2 separate regions of the Homo sapiens genome follow, and region 1 is linked to region 2. Evidence: read pairs that join two places in POLR2A ChIA-PET (ENCODE). Cell type or tissue: HepG2. All regions are shown on one strand. Links, peaks and the distances in the headings refer to the core of each region. The heading gives the core; the rest is flanking DNA.

Region 1 (5,381 bases), core at 112-5,111, 100 kb after region 2:
TCTCAAACTCCTGGGCTCAAGCAATCCTCCCACCTTGGCCTCCCAAGTGTGGGGAGTCGCTGCGCCAGGCCCTATTTTTTATACATTGATTTTTTTAAGAGATAAGTTCTCTCTCTGTTGCCCAGACTGGTCTCCGACTCCTGGCCTCAAATGATCCTCCCACTTCAGCCTCCCAAAGTGCTGCGATTACAGACATGCCCCACTGCACCCCACCTTTTTTGGTTTTGTTTTTTAAAAAGACAGTGTCTCACTCTGTCACTTAGGCTGGAGTACAGTTGTGCAATCATAACTCCCTGCTACCCGGATGTTTCAGGAGCTCCAAACTCCTGGGCTCAAGCAATCCTCCTGCCTCAGCCTCCCAAAGCACTGGGGTTACAGACCTGAGTCACTGCGCCTGGCCTCATTTTTCCATATACTTAAACATTTTATGTTTTCGTAATTCACAAGTAGAACCATACTATAAATACTATCCCATAATTTGCTTATTTCCTTAGTATGTTATGACCGGCCAGGTGCAGTGGCTCACGCCTGTAATCCTAGCACTTTGGGAGGCCGAGGCAGGCAGATGGCTTTAGCTCAGGAGTTCCAGACCAGCCTGGGCAACACAGCAAAACTCTGTCTCTACAATAAATACAAAAATAAGCCGGGTATGGTGGCACATGCCTGTAATCCCAGCTAGTCAGGAGGCTGAGGCAGGGAAAAATGGCTTGAGCCTGGGAGGTCAAGGCTGCAGTGAGCCAAGATGACACCACTGCACTCCAGCCTGGGCTGGAGATGGGGTTTCTCCGTATGGACCAGACCCTGTCTCAAAAAAAAAAAAAAAAAATTACTAACTGATTGAAATACATATATAACATCAAACTTTGTAGGATACAACTAAAGTAGTATATAAAGAAAAATTTATGGCATTAAATGCTTCAGGCCTCAAACCCCAGCTTTCAAAAATCAAACCCCAGCTTTCACTTAAGAAAACAGAGAAGGGCTGGCGTGGTGGCTCACGCATGTAATCCCAGCACTTTGGGAGGTCGAGGCAGGCGGATCACCTGAGGTTGGGAGTTAGAGACCAGCCTGACCAACATGGAGAAAACCCCGTCTCTGCTAAAAATACAAAAAAAAAAAAAATTAGCCAGATGTGGTGGTGCATGCCTGTAATCCCAGCTACTCAGGAAGCTGAGGTAGGAGAATCGATTGAACTCGGGAGGCAGAGGTTGCAGTGAGCCGAGATCACACCATTGCACTCCAGCCTGGGCAACAAAAGCAAAACTCCATCTCAAAAAAAAGAAAGAAAGAAAGAAAAACAGAGAAAAAGGCCAGGTGTGGTGGCTCACGTGTGTAATCCCAGCACTTTGGGACACTGAGACAGGTGGATCACCTGAGGTAGGTGGATCACCTCAGGTCAGGAGTTCAAGATCAGCCTGGACAAGTTGGTGAAATCCCATCTCTACTAAAAATACAAAAATTAGCCGGGTGTGGTCTTGAGCGCCTGTAATCCGCTGAGGTAGGAGGACAATCGCTTGAACCCAGGACCTGGAGCTTGCAGTGAGCCAACATCCCTGTCACTGCACTCCAGCCTGGGTGACAGAGCGAGACTCTGTCTCAAAAAAAAAAAAAAAAAGAAAGAAAGAAAACAGAGGGAAAAAGAGCAAATTAAACCCAAAACCAAAGCAGAAAGCAATAATAAAGAACAGAAATCAATAAAACTTTAAACAGAAAAATAGGGAAAATGAATGAAGCCAAAAGCTGGTTCTTGGAAAAGGTTCTTGGACAATGGCTAAATCTCTAGTCAGATTAACCAAAATAAAAAGGATAAAAATAACCAGTATCAGGATGAAAAAGGGGTTTATCACTAAAGACCCTACAGATATCAAAAGGATAAAAGGGAATATCACAAACAACTCTATGCCCATAAATTTAAATTCAGATTAAACAGACAAATTCCTTACAAGACATTCTACTGGCCGAGCGTGGTGGTTCATGCCTATAATCTCAGCACTTTGGGAGGCCAAGGCAGGCAGATCACCTGAGGTCAGGAGTTCAAGACCAGCCTGGCTAACATGGTGAAATTCCGTTTCTACTAAAAACGCAAAAAATTAGCCGGGTGTGGTGACAGGCGCCTGTAATCCCAGCTACTCAGGAGACCGAGGCAGGAGAATCACTTGAACCCAGGAGGCGGAGGTTGCAGTGAGCCAAGATCACACCACTGCACTCCAGCCTGGCGGCAGAGCGAGACTCCACCTCAAAAAAAAATAAAGTAAGACATGCTACCAAAACTCACGCAAGCAGCATTAGATAACCTGGATAATCCTATATCTATCACATAAACTAAATTAGAAGTAAAAACCTTCGAACATAAAAATTTATTCTCTTATGAATTGTGCTTTTGGTGCTTATCTAAAGAAATATTTGCATAACGCAAGGTCACAATGAATTTCTCCTATGTTTTCTTCTAGAAGTTTTATAGTTTTAGGTTTTACAACTAGATCTATGATTCATCTGGGTTTTTAAAAATATATATAGTGTGAGATAGTATCAAAGTTAAACTTACTGCATATGGATATCCAATTGTTTCAGCATCACAAAAAAAACTATCCTTTTTCTACTGAACTGCCTTTGTACCTTTGTCAAAATAAGTTTTCCATATATGTGGAAGTCTATTTCTGAACTCTATATTCTGTTCCACAGTACTATTTGTCTATGTTTATATCAATACCACATTGTCTTTATTACTGTAGCTGTATAATAAATATTGAAATATAGACTAGTGTTAGTTCCCAACTTTGTTCTTCATAAAAGTTGTTTTGGCAAGCATAAGTCCTTTGCATTTCCATATAAATTTTGAAATACGTTTTTCAATTTCTACATCTTGTTGAATTTATCTCCAAGAATTTCAGAATAAAAACTTATGGCTGGACGTGGTAGCTCACGCCTGTAATCCCAGCACTTTGGGAGGCTGAGGCAGGCAGATCACCTGAGGTCAGGAGTTCGAGACCAGCCTGGCCAACATGGTAAAATCCTGTTCCTACTAAAAATACAAAAATTAGCCGGGCATGGTGGCGGGCACCTGTAATCCCAGCAACTTGGGAGGCTGAGGCAGAAGAATCGGTTGAACCCGGGAGGTGGAGGTTGCAGTGAGCCAAGATCACGCCACTGCACTCCAGCCTGGGCAACAAGAGCAAAACTCTGTCTCAAAAAACAAATAAATAAATAAATATTTTTTAAAAGCTTATGTTCTCACACACACACAAAATCTATACACTACTGTTTATAGCAGTTTAGGTCATAATCACCAAAACATCCATGAAAAGGAATATTACTTAGCAACTAAAGAGAATGAACTATTGACACAATAGCAACACAGATGAATCTCAAATGCGATATGCTAAGTGAAAGAAATCAGACTCAAAAAACTACGTATTGTATATATGATTCCATTTACATGACATTCTAGAAAAGTCAAAACTATATCAACAGAAAACAGGCCACCAAGTGCCAGGCATTGGGATGGGGAAAGGGTTTGAGTTCAAAGGGACAGCACTAGATGATGTTTCAAAGTGATGGAAATGTTCTGCATTTCAATTATAGTGGTGGTTACATGACTCATAGCAATGTACAATAATAAAAAGCTAACTTCCCCGTATGTAATTTAAACAAATTTAAGAAAAAGTTAACTATCATTCATAGAATAATCACAGCCCTCCCTGAATAATGCTAAAATGATACTTCTAGGCACAAAATTTTATATATAATTACAGTTGCTCAAAATTTTAAGCTTGCCAAGTATTTACCTCTTACATTACAGGTAGAAATTCTTCTTTTTTATTATCTTAACGTGAGTACTATATTATTAATATAATACCAATAGATTAGGAAGCCTATTTAGGAAACTTTAGGATCAATCAGTCTATACAGAACTCCTGTCAGAGTAGTCAACCACACAAGTGAGATTATGAAGAATCTTCAGATGACTCCAAATTAGGCACTGGTTTCCAAAATGCTACCTGTAAAGACATCAGAATCTTTCCCTGATGGAAGCAATAAAAAAAGGTTACATGAGGTTCCAAAGAGAAAGAATTTCCCTGGGAACTGTAATATTTTCTGTATTATAACTACCATATGCTTTTTTCACTTGAACTTGGGCCAAGATTTCAGAAGATTGGCAAAGACATGAAAGAATATAACTGTTTTTAAAAAAAATAAAGGGCATTATCTGTAGTAGAGATATTTTATAAAATAGTCTGTAAATCAGGCACTTCATTTTAAAAAAATGAAATATTTTAACTGAAAAACCTGAACACATCTGGTTTCTTAAAGACAATAAATAACGCAACATCTTTTGATCCATTTCATATTCCATTTTTGCCTCTGCTCCCAGCCTTGACTTTCTTGGTATTGCTGAGCTAAAAATAACTCCTGGTACAGCAGCTGAAAATTGTGGTTTTCCCTTGCAAAGAAAAAGGGGGTAAAGTCCAATTATAAGATGTAAGTTTGCTTTTCTCCAATTAAAATACACATACAAATTTGACTGCAATTCATTCAACACATCTATTGAATGCCTTTCTACACCAAGTGCTATGCTAAGTGTTGGGGGTGGGACACAAAGATGAGTAAGAAAGAGTTCACTGACTCTGAAGAATTCAATCTAATGATACAGTCAAGAACTATGCAAAGTACACTTACAAAGCGTTATAAAACACAATGTCATACCCATAAATAAAAATGATAAAAATCTATCTCTGATAAATTTTCCTTGTATTTTTCCTGTTGAAACTATTAAGAGTGGTTTTTAACTTTTTTTTTTTTTGAGACAAGGTCTCACTCTGTAGCCCAGGCTGCAGCACAGTGGTGCAATTTCGGCTCACTGCAACCTCCGCCTCCCAGGGTCAAGCAATTCTCCTGCCTCAGACTCCCAAGTAGCTGAGATTACAGGCGCATGCCACCAGACCTCTGCTAATTTTTGTATTTTTAGTAGAGATGGGGTTTCACCATATTGGCCAGACTGGTCTCAAACTCGCGACATCAGGTGATCCACCCGCCCTGGCCTCCCATAGTGCTGGGATTACAGGCATGAGCCACCAGTGGAGCCTGGCCTCTACATTTTTTTAGCTGACAGAAACTCTGGTAATCGTCACAAAAGCTCCCTGAATTTAATCACCTATGGACCCCCTGGAGTCCCAGGTAAACCCTCACAGACAGTGTTTCTCATTCCAGCACTTCTCTCTGCTGTCCACTGAAAAGAAGCACATACACAGTTGCTGTCTGTTTACAGGAATTCATTTAACTTTTTTTTTTTTTTTGAGACGGAGTCTCACTCTGTCTCCCAGGCTGGAGTGTGGTAGTGCAATCTGGGCTCACTGCAACCTACACCTCCCGAGTTCAAGCGA
Region 2 (5,354 bases), core at 355-5,354:
CCCCTGACCTCAAGTGATCTGTCCACCTTGGCCTCCCAAAGTGTTGGGATTACAGGTGTGAGCCACTGCACCTGGCCTAAATTTGACATATTTTTTAAAAATTAATCATCTGGAGTAGACTGTGGCAATTTAGTCTCTAATAAAACATGCCTGTCACCATGGTGCCTTGGTGTTGTCGAAGCTTTTTTGTGAATAAGGGGAGATGTTTTAGAGAAATGCCTTTGGTTGGAAGAGTCAGAAAGGATGAAAAAATTTGAGAGTATCTGTGAATGTCTTGTTGAGAACATGCTCTCCAAAAGTGGAGTTCACATTCAGATTTCAAAACATCTTTTTTCCTTTTGAAAATATTAAATGGAAAGCCTCGTTGCCAGAGAGTGAGGACTGGCCTGTGGGTCCGAGGGAACGTGTGCAGCTGTTCCTCCATGGGAAGGGCAGGCATTGAGAGACGAGGGACCCAGGGCCTTCTCCAGCATGGGAGCTCTAGCCAGGGCCATGGTGGGTGATGAGAGTCTTGGATAGGAACAGTCCCCAGGATTCAGCCAGTAGCCCGGAAGATGTGAACGTTGCAAATCTGACAGTTCTGCCTCCAGGTTTTTTTTGGCTCCCACTAGCCTTGACCACTTTCCTGTTTCCTTTCAGGAGCCCGCTAGGTGCCATATTCATCCGCCAGCATTCCTCACCACCAGGTCCCTCTGCTTTAACCCTATTCCTTTTGTTCCATTTTTGTGGGTTCTGTTTTAGTCAGGAATAGTGACAGCAAGTTATGAGAAGCAAGAGAGATTTAGGGGAAAAATGAGAATAATAACAGGCTCGTTGACCCACCTCTGACTTTCATATTTAATTTTGCATAAGCCTACATAAACTTTAAGCAAAACCACAGCTGGGTATCCTGTTGTTCTCAGAATATGAGTAGGCCTTTAATGAAAACCTACTTTAAAAAAAGATAACAGCCAGGCGCGGTGGCTCACGCCTGTAGTCCAAGCACTTTGGGAGGCTGAGGCAGGCGGATCACCTGAGGTCAGGAGTTCGAGACCAGCCTGGCCAACATGGTGAAACCTCACTTCTACTAAAAATACAAAAATTAGCGGGGCGTGGTGGCACGCACCAGTAATCCCAGCTACTCAGGAGGCTGAGGCGGGAGGATCGCTTGAACCTGGGAGGCGGAGGTTACAGTGAGCCAAGATTGCACCACTGCTCTCCAGCCTGGGCAACAGAGTAAGACTCCATCTCAAAAAAAAAAAAAAAAAAAAAAAGTCCTTTTCAGTGGCCTCATTAGCAAGAGACAAAATGTGAACAGGGCCGGGCACAGTGGCTCATGCTTGTAATTCCAGCACTTTGTGAGGCCGAGAAAGGCAAAGTGCCGCACTTCAGCCCAGGGGTTCAAGACCAGTCTGGGCAAGATAGTGAAACCCCGTTCCTCCAAAAAATATAGAAATTAGATGGGCGTGGCAGCGCACCTGTGGTCACAGTTAATTGGGAGGCTGAGGTGGGAGGATCACTTGAGCACAGGAGGTCGAGGCTGCAGTGAGCCAAGATTGTGCCACTGCACTCCAGCCTGGGCAACAGAGTAAGACTTTGTCTTAACCAAAAAAAAAAAAAAAAAAGTGAACAGAAGACTATACTATACTACAAGAAGAATGTCTCCAGGACTATGCAGAATCTTCATGATGATAGCCTTCTATATGGTAGTATTTTCTGGGGGAAATGTGAACACAGTGGCCCTTGGCCACTTACCTAATTTGGTGGGAAATTAAAGTATGAATAATGAGAAAGCAAGTTTTCCCACCCTACATATTTTGTTAAAGAACACTTAGCTAGAATATTTTTTAAAAAAAGAAATAAAATGAGAAACCAAGGGATCTGAGACCCAAATCTAGAGTTAGAAATTGTAGTTTCTAGGTTGGTCTCTGCCGTGGAATTCCTTTTGAGGTTCCATTTGAGTCTGTGCTGCTCAGTTTCTCACTTGTTAAAGGATAATTTGATTGCCACTATGGTGTTAAAATACTCATGATGGAAAAGTGTTTTATTTTCCAGAGATCAAAATTCCAATGTTGGGGCCAGGCGTGGTGGCTCACGCCTGTAATCCCAGAACTTTGGGAGGCTGAGGCAGGCAGATCACTTGAGGTCAGGAGTTATAGAGACCAGCCTGGCCAACATGGCAAAACCTCGTCTCTACTAAAGATACAAAAAAACTAGCTGGGTGTGGTGGCACATGCCTGTACTCCCAGCTACTCAGGAGGCTGAGGCACAAGAGTTCCTTGAACCTAGGAGATGGAGGTTACAGTGAGCCTAGATCACCCCACTCCACTCTAGCCTGAGCAACAGAGAGAAGCTGCGTCTAAAAAAAGATAAAATTCCAATGTTGGGACCATAAACATTTCAATCACTGTATTTATTTTTATTTTCATTTTTATTTATTTATTTATTCTGAGACAGAGTCTTACTCTGTTGCCCAGACTGGAGTGCAGTGGCACAGTTTTGGCTCTCTGCAACCTCCGCCTCCGAGGTTCAAGTGATTCTCCTGCCTTAGCCTCCCGAGTAGCTGGGATTACAGGCGTGTGCCACCATGCCCAGCTAATTGTATTTTTAGCTGAGACAGGGTTTCACCATATTGGCCAGGCTGGTCTCGATCTCCTGACCTCACGTAATCTGCCCACCTCAGCCTCCCAAAGTGCTGGGATTACAGGTGTGAGCCACCGTGCCCGGCCTCATTTCAATCACTGTAATTAAAAAGTTGATTTCAAGTGGCACTAATATTCCAGGAGCCCTACGATGTTCAATTCCAATCCACATGATGTGAAAATTCAGAAAGGCTCTTAGGTTTGTAGGTTGGGAGAAAGTGGACTTCAGTAACTCCGCTCTTTGGGAGATTGTTTCTAGCTCATGTCAGCTCAACCTTAGGGAGCCCATGAAAGAAAACAAGTTGCCTGAGGATCTTTAGAGTCAGTCAAGTTCATTATAGCCTGAAGGTAAGACTGTCTTTCAATAGCCATTCTGAGCTCACTACATTAGTATACCAACAGTCTGGGCCCTTCTTACTTCCTCCTATTTCAAATGTCACCATTGCAGTGTGTTTATTCCATGGGCTTAGCATATAGGGTATTTTTTGGTCCCTGCTTACCTGGCACATGGCCTAAATGCCATTACTCTTGGCCTCACCAGGGTGTACAAGTTGCTCATAAACCAAATCAAGATGTAAACAACAGCTGGATTCTTATTTTAAAAGAGTCACAAGATTCCAGGGGGAAATCAGCTTTCAGGCCTTTGCCTCACATTGGATTTGGTCTGTAGTTTCCCCATATAGTGCCAGAAAGCTGCATGATTATTAGAGTTTGAGTCAGATACACAGATACACAGGCACAGTCACATGTCCACAGTATACAGTGACCTCACTGAGCAACTCATGTTTCCAGGATGTTGGGAAATTGACTTGCTGGAGGACCTTGTCCTTGTTCCTTGTAATGTGGGGATGTCAGTGGTTTATATGATTTAGCAGTAAATTCTGATCTGAATTTCAAAACAATTGGGCAGTTGCTCAAGGGGACATCTGAACAGCAGATCATCTGCTTGCCAAAGATGGGGCAGTCCACAGAGCAGCTTGATCCCCGAACTAATTCATGGGTTAAAATTAGATTTCCTTGTATCTCAAAGAAAGTTATCTTGGAGAAGGCGACATTTTCAAAGGCACTAAGGCTTTCATTGCCCTTAGTGAATATAACAGGAAGGTTCTCCAGGCCATTTTTCACGTAGCCACCTGTGCTTCTTAGCTCTGCCTTTCTATATATACCTGGCTGCCATTCCCACTTTGTCTCACCTAAGTTCTGGCTTCTGGGTCTAGTGAACAGGTTAGAGTCAAGGGCCTAACATTCCAGTCCCAGTTTGGCCGTGGGACAAAGCAATCATCTGTATAATTGAAAGACAGTATTAATAGGTATATCAGAATAACGCTTTTTTTTTTTTTTCTGGGTCACTTAAGGACAGTTCCCATGGGTCCTTGGAAAACAGTTTATTCTGCTGGAGGACTATTTGCACAGAGCTTAATGAGATATTCACACAGAGCCTAATAAAAACTTTAAAGTCATTCACCATTTGTCCTATTCTGTGTAGTTGCACTTCACTAAGCAAATACAGTGTAGACTTTGAATATCTGGTCTGGTTGAAAAAAATCAAAGGGAACAATTCACTTTACAAAGATTTAATTTTGAACTCCGCTAGTGCATTTAATTACCTATTTGTTGAATGAAGTTTATTTGAAACAATCTGTCAACTGTTTTTGTTTTTGTAACAGACCAGGATCATGCTCTTTAAGTAGACAGAGAACTTCAGATATTAAGGTGTAAAACTGAGAAACATTCATTGTCATCATCTCATTCCAGTTCCCCTTCTTTCACCAAAGAAAAGTTAGGTATTCAGTTGAAGGGATTCTTGAGGGAAGTATTTAGTTCTTTGTGGTTTGCTAGACATCATAGTCTAACAATATTTTCTTCTTTCCCCATGCCCCATACTAACTTCCCAGTAAGAACACCTGTAAGCCAAAGTGGCTCCATCATTCTCAAATGACTTCTTAGAACTACCCATTTGTAAGAGATACTGTCTTGAAATCCAGAAATTTTATTATGCCCTGCCTTCTTCATTCATTTTCTCCTCATAGTTATTTTTACATCAGTCTGTCTGACAGAGAAGAAAACTGAAGGTACAAGGCATTTATTTTGGGGTGGAGGTTTGGGGGCTGAGGAGGGAGGTGTCTAGCCCCTCCTGAGGAGCCTATAAGCAGAGCAGTCAAGCCCAAGCTTTGGGTTTAAATTCAAACCTGGCATTTACTAGCCATGTGACCTTGGACTATGCTTTGAACCTGTTTGATCCTGGGTAAACTGAGGATAATATGTAACAACATACATCAGAGATTTGTAGAGGGCTGAAACTCAACACACTGTCTGGAACGGGAGTATTCAACAAATCGTTGCTACTGTTACTATTATTGTCTGGGAAGACAACACTATTTTTGAGTTAAGGTCATTCTCTTGCCACATGACACTGCTGTGTTCTCTAGCACTTAGTAGACCCCCTATCCCTTTGGTTAAAAAATGTAGCTGTTTCATTTTTATCCCTACTTATCCTGTTAGCTTAACCAAGGTGAAACTAGGTATGTATATATGAAGGTAACAATTTCTAATATGGATGCCAGTTTTAAATTTAATTTCAGAAATTTTGTACAAAAAACCTCATGCTTAGGCTAATTTACACTGGGAACACTCTAGGTTAAGCCATAAATTTTTACTGAATGTTAATAATTTTTAACTTTAAACTAATTTCCTTAATATAACCGTAGATAATGTTTAATTTGGATAAAGTAC

The links. Peaks named below come from ENCODE experiments on the same cell type or tissue, not always from the same donor. Only the 100,000 strongest peaks of a DNase experiment are listed, where the experiment ranks them.
Region 1: POLR2A ChIA-PET joins it to region 2 with 5 read pairs; 4 of 35 experiments call an interaction of 5 or more read pairs at or near these places.

Annotation. Positions count from the first base shown.
Region 1 is chr14:31,190,738-31,196,118 of GRCh38, forward strand. The region is part of intron 2 of HECTD1 (HECT domain E3 ubiquitin protein ligase 1); the gene reads right to left. Among named protein-coding and RNA genes, the nearest start is that of HECTD1, 14 kb to the right of the region's middle. In HepG2, for the core only: no CTCF peak of the experiment used is centred there; no DNase peak of the experiment used is centred there.
Region 2 is chr14:31,087,578-31,092,931 of GRCh38, forward strand. It overlaps AP4S1 (adaptor related protein complex 4 subunit sigma 1), which reads left to right. Exons shown (of 6, transcript NM_001128126.3): 6 at 5,330-5,354. Among named protein-coding and RNA genes, the nearest start is that of STRN3, 64 kb to the left of the region's middle. In HepG2, for the core only: no CTCF peak of the experiment used is centred there; DNase peaks (open chromatin) are centred at 3,404 and 4,054; H3K4me3 peaks cover 785 bases.